Regions from separate parts of the Homo sapiens genome. Here region 1 is linked to region 2. Evidence: read pairs that join two places in POLR2A ChIA-PET (ENCODE). Cell type or tissue: GM12878. All regions are shown on one strand. Each heading gives the region's core, and the rest is flanking DNA. Links, peaks and the distances in the headings are about the cores only. Region 1 has its middle 1.8 kb from the start of DOC2A. Region 2 has its middle 30 kb from the start of MAPK3.

Evidence for each region. ChIA-PET counts read pairs that join two places held together with the same protein. Peaks named below come from ENCODE experiments on the same cell type or tissue, not always from the same donor. Only the 100,000 strongest peaks of a DNase experiment are listed, where the experiment ranks them.
Region 1: POLR2A ChIA-PET joins it to region 2 with 6 read pairs; 3 of 35 experiments call an interaction of 5 or more read pairs at or near these places.

The regions. Positions count from the first base shown.
Region 1 is chr16:30,011,383-30,014,290 of GRCh38, reverse strand. It overlaps a transcript of DOC2A not described here. Among named protein-coding and RNA genes, the nearest start is that of DOC2A, 1.8 kb to the right of the region's middle. In GM12878, for the core only: no CTCF peak of the experiment used is centred there; no DNase peak of the experiment used is centred there; H3K27me3 peaks cover 470 bases.
Region 2 is chr16:30,151,535-30,154,442 of GRCh38, reverse strand. No RefSeq gene overlaps it. Among named protein-coding and RNA genes, the nearest start is that of MAPK3, 30 kb to the right of the region's middle. In GM12878, for the core only: no CTCF peak of the experiment used is centred there; no DNase peak of the experiment used is centred there.

The sequences.
Region 1 (2,908 bases), core at 270-2,769, 140 kb after region 2:
GCACGCCTGTAATCCCAGGACTTTGGGAGGCCGAAGCGGGAGGATTGCTTGAGTCCAGGAATTTGAGACCAGCTTGGGCAAAGTAGTGAGACCTTGTATATTTAAAAAAAAAAAAAAAGATGATTCTAAACAAGAGCAAAACAGCCTCTTGTGGCTGCACCCTATTTCACTGCATGGAATTACATCATGACTGATTTAACTGGTCCCCTGCTTCTGGGTATCTCAGTTGTTTCCAGTCTTTTGGAACGTGCTACATTTAAGAATTTTGAACTTCATGGCCAGGCGCGGTGGCTCACAGCTGTAATCCCAGCACTTTGGGAGACCGAAGCAGGCGGATCATGAGGTCAGGAGTTCAAGACCAGCGGGGCTAAGATGGTGAAACACCGTCTCTACTAAAAATACAAAAACTTAGCCAAGTGTGGGGCGTGCGCCCCTGTAATCCCAGCTACTTGGGAGGCTGAGGCAGGAGAATTGCTTGAACCCAGGAGGCAGAGGTTGCGGTGAGCCAAGATCGCACCATTGCACTCCAGCCTGGGCAACAAGAGTGAAAGTCTGTCTCAAAAAAAAAAAAAGAAAAAAAGAATTTGAACTTCTATTATTTGGCTTATGGGTTGGCATATCTGTAAGATAAAATCCTAAAAGTGGAATTTCTGGGTCTAAGGATTTTTTTTTTTTTTTTTTTTTTTTGAGACAGGGTCTCACTCTGTTACCCAGGCTGGAGTGCAGTGGAGTGATTATAGCTTACTGCAGCCTTGACCTTCTGGGCTCAAGAGATCCTCCCACCATCACGAGGTCAGGAGATCGAGACCATCTTGGCTAAGAAGGTGAAACCCCATCTCTATTAAAAATACAAAAAAATTAGTCAGGCGTGGAGGCGGGCACCTGTAGTCCCAGCTACCCGGGAGGCTGAGGCAGGAGAATGGCATGAACCTGGGAGGTGGAGCTTGCAGTGAGCCGAGATCACGCCACTGCACTCCAGCCTGGGCGACAGAGCGAGACTCCATCTCAAAAAAAAAAAAAAGAAAAGAAAAAAAAAGAAGAGAGATCCTCCCACCTCAGCCTCTTGAGTAGCTGGGACCACAGGCACACACCACTATGCCTGGATTTTTTTTTTTTTTTTTTTTTTTTTTTTGTAGAGACAGGGCCTCACCATGTTGCCCAGGCTGGTCTTGAACTTCTGAGCTCAAGGGATCAGTCCGTCTCAGCTTCCCCCCAGCCCAGACACTTTGGCTTTGCCCATTTTATGGGTAATAAGTGATATCTCAGGGTTTTTTGTTTGTTTGTTTGTTTGTTTGTTTTGAGACTGAGTTTTGCTCTTACAGCCCAGGCTGGAGTGCAGTGGCACGATCTCAGCTCACTGCAACCTCCGCCTCCCGGGTTCAAGCGATCCTCCTGCCTCAGCCTCCCAAGACACATACCACCACGCCCGGCATTTTTAGCAGAGATGGGGTTTCACCATGTTGGCCAGGCTAGTCTCAAACTCCTGACCTCAGGTGATCCACCCACCTCGGCCTCCCAAAGCGCTGGGATTACAGGCGTGAGCCACTGCGCCCCGCCCCCTCAGTGTTGTTGACTTTACATTTCTCTTACTTTTTTTTTTTTTTTTTTTTAAGAGACTGTGTCTCACTGTGTTGCCCAGGCTGGCTTCACTCAAGCGATCCTCTCGCCGCAGTCCCTGGAGTAGCTAGGATTACAGGCACCCGCCACCACTCTCGGCCCCATTTCTCTTATTTAAAAAAAAAAAAATTGCCGTGAAATACGCATATCGAAATGTACCATCTTCACCATTTTTAAGGGTAAGATTAGGTGGTGTTAGGTATGTTCAGTTGTCGTGCAACCAGATTGCTGTTTTAAATAACAGCACTTAGAGATGCCGACTTCGTGCCAGGCCCAGTTTGGGACATTAGGGACTCCCAGATGAATCAGCCGCTCCAGTGGAACTCCCTGCTGGTGGGGGAGGCACTGGCGAAGCGGTGCTGAGCCGAGTCCTGACGGCGCTGGAGCTGAGGGGCAGTGCGGGATGCCCCAGGAAGGCTCCTAGGAAGAGGGGACCCACGGTGACTTCCTAAGGAAGCGCGGTTCCCAGGTAGAGGAGCGCATGTGAGCCAAGATCCCTAGGCCTGAGCCGTCTAGGTGTGTCCCAGGAACTGCAGGAAACGGTTGGGTGAGTCAGTGGTGGGCAGCGAGGGTGATAAGCCCCTTCGTGTCTTCGGGATGGTAAGTTTGGGGCACAGGTGAGTGAAGACCGAAGGCCAGGGGTGGACTGACACTCCGTGGCAGGCGCAGGGCCGGGCAGGGGGGCGGCTTGGGGGTGGCAAGGTTTGGGTGAGAAATGGCAGCCCATGGGGAACTACCGCAGGGCTCTGAGACCTTCAGAGCCAAGCCCCGACGCCCCTTCCCACCTGCGGGGCAGAACTGGGGATGGCAGGGGGGAGGGTGGTTCCCAAAGGAGATACCATCCCTGGTAAGGGGACATGGGCCCCTGGGAGTTGGGTTGGGCCACAAGGAGAGAGGCCTGAACGGCCAAAGGGAGGGGGCGTGGGGGAAGCCGCAGCATCAGACCTCTGCCTCCTCCCTCAGATCGTGAGGCTCCCCAGCCTGGCTCGGGAGACCCCGAGATCCCCGGCCGGTGACAGCAGGCGACCCCCTGCTCCTGTCAACCTGTGGGTCCCTACGGACGTGGGGAAGGGAGGAGGGAGGCCCCAGCTCCCTGCGGGGGAGGGGCGTGAAGACGCGCGGGGGTGGGGGGAGATGAGCCGGCGTCGCCATGACAACGAGGCCGGTGGTCCGGCCTTGGGGACCCGGGAGGGAGGGAGGCGCCGTGGCCGCGCGCGCGGGCGGGGGCGGGGGGCCAGGTCTCCCAGGAGTAGTTGGGGAACACCCGGCGATTCTGGCGGCTGCTTCCTGG
Region 2 (2,908 bases), core at 135-2,634:
GGTTTATTTCACTTAGTATAATGTCTTTGTCTTAAGCCATTCTTGCTTTGCTATAAAGAAATGCCGGAGACTGGGTAATTTACGGTGAAAAGAGGTTTAATTGGCTCATGGTTCTGCAGGCTGTACAGGAAGCATGGTGCTGGCATCTGCTTGGCTTCTGGGGAGGCCCCAGGAAACTTAAAATCATGGCAGAAGGCGAATGGGGAGCAGGCATGTCATGGCGAAAACAGGAGCAAGACAGCGAGAGGGTGAGGAGGGGTGCCACTAACTTTTAAAGAGTCAGATCTCGTGTGAACTCAGAGTAAGGGCTCACTTATTGCTAAGGAGATGGCGCAAGCCATTTATGAGGGATCTGCCCCCGTGATCCAAACACTTCCCCACAGGCCCCACCTCCAACATTGGGGATTGCATTTCTACAAGAGATTTGGGCAGAGACACACATCGAAACTGTATCAGTCTTCAGGGTTCATCTGTGTTGTAGCATATGACAAGATTTCCTCCTTTTTACAGCTGAATAATATTCCATTGTATGTCTGTGCCACATTTTCTTTCTTTCTTTCTTTCTTTTTTTTTGAGATGGAATCTTGCTCCATCACCCAGGCTGGAGCGCAGTGGCGCAATCTCAGCTCACTGCAAGCTCCACCTCCCGGGTTCACGCCATTCTCCTGCCTCAGCCTCCTGAGTAGCTGGGACTACAGGCGCCCGCCACCACACCTGGCTAATTTTTTGTATTTTTAGTAGAGATGGGGTTTCACCGTGTTAGCCAGGATGGTCTCAATCTCCTGACCTCGTGATCCGCCCACCTTGGCCTCACATTTTCTTTATCCATTCATCTGTTAGTGGACATTTAGGTTGTGTACACCTCTTGATTATTGTAAATAATACTGAAATGAACATGGGAATGCAGATATCTCTTTGAGATTCTGATTTCAATTCTTTTGGATAAATACCCAGAAGTGGCCAGGCGCAGTGGCTCACACCTGTAATTCCAGCACTTTGGGAGGCCGAGGTGGGTGGATCACTTGAGGTCAGGAGTTCAAGACCAGCCTGGCTGACATGGTGAAACCCTGTCTCTACTGAAAACACAAAAATTAGGCCGGGCACGTGGCTCATGCCTGTAATCCCAGCACTTTGGGAGGCTGAGGTGTGTGGATCACTTGAGGTCAGGAGTTCAAGACCAGCCTGGCTGACATGGTGAAACCCTGTCTCTACTGAAAACACAAAAATTAGGCCGGGCACATGGCTCATGCCTGTAATCCCAGCACTTTGGGAGGCTGAGGTGGGTGGATGACCTGAGGTCAGGAGTTTGAGACCAGCTTGGCCAACATGGTGAAACCCCGTCTCTACTAAAAATATAAAAATTAGTCTGCATGGTGGCAGATGCCTGTAATCCCAGCTACTCAGGAGGCTGAGGCAGGAGAATCACTTGAACCCGGAAGATGGAGGTTGTAATGAGCCAAGATCACACCACTGCACTCCAGCCTGGGCGACAGAGTGAGACTCTGTCTCAAAAAACATACACAGACACACACACACACACACACACACACACAAATTAGCTGGACGTGATAGCACACCCCTGTAGTCCCAGCTGCTTGAGAGACCAAGGCACAAGAATCGCATGAACCCAGGAGGCGGAGGTTCCTGTGAGCCAAGATCGCACCATTGTACTCCATTCTGGGTGACAAGAGCGAAGCTCCGTCTCAAAAATAAATAAATAAATAAATAAATAAATAAATAAATAAATACCCAAAAGTGGGACTGCTGGATCATATGGTAGTTCTATTTTTAATATTTTGAGGAACTTTCACACAGTTTTCCACATTAGCTGTACCATTTTACATTCCCACCAACAGTGCACGGGGTTTCCAATTCGCTCTCATTCTTGCCACACGTATTTTCTGGTTTTGGTGTTTTTTGTTTTTGTTTTCTATAGTGGCCATCGTAACAGGTATGAGGCAGCACCTCATTGTGATTTGGTGATATATATATATATACATCTAGATTTTGTCCACAGTTCCTGGTTCACAGCTCCCATAGCTCTTGCTAGAATGCTGGAGTGCTGCAATCCTCTGAAGCAGGCCTCATTGAAAAAAGAATCTCTTGGCTGGGTGTGGTGGCTCATGCCTGTAATCCCAGCTCTTTGGGAGGCCAAGGTGGGTGAATCACGAGGTCGGGAGTTCAAGACCAGCCTGGCCAACATGGTGAAACCCCGTCTTTACTACAAATACAAAAATTAGCCAGGTGTGGTGGCGGGCGCCTGTAGTCCCAGTTAGGAGGCTGAAGCAGGAGAATCGCTTGAACCTGGGAGGCGGAGGTTAGTGTGAGCGGAGATCACTGCACTCTAGCCTGAGCAACAGAGCAAGAATCCGTCTCAAAAAAAAAAAAAAAAACTCTCTCTCTCTGTTTGACCTTCTCCTGCTCTCCTTTCACCTGCTTCTTTTTCTCACCAAGGCAGGAATCTTCCCCTACCTTTCTGTATTGAAATTGGCCATAAAGAAACTCTCTGACATACCTTGTCTGAGTGTAGTTGATGACACCTTCATTTCGGTAGGACTCCTGCCCATACCCTGGAGGAAGGAAAGCTGCACAGAGAGGCCAAGGAGTTGCTGAACACAAGGGCCTTGCTGGGGTTCCCCATTCAGGGTATTAGTATTAGATCGTGCCCTTTTTGACCAATCACCTTTCTACACATTTGTCCATGCTTGAGTCATGCCTATCCAATTAAGTCTCCATAAAAGGCCAAAAGGACAGGGCTTAGGGAGCTTCCGGATAGCTGACCATGTGGAGGTCATACAGGAGTTAAGAAGAAATTACTTAGGCAGATAGTAAGGGTACAGAAGTCTTTGGTAAGGTTCTCCTTTTAATGAAAAGCAGCCCCAAATTATTTTCCTTTCTAACGAAGAGT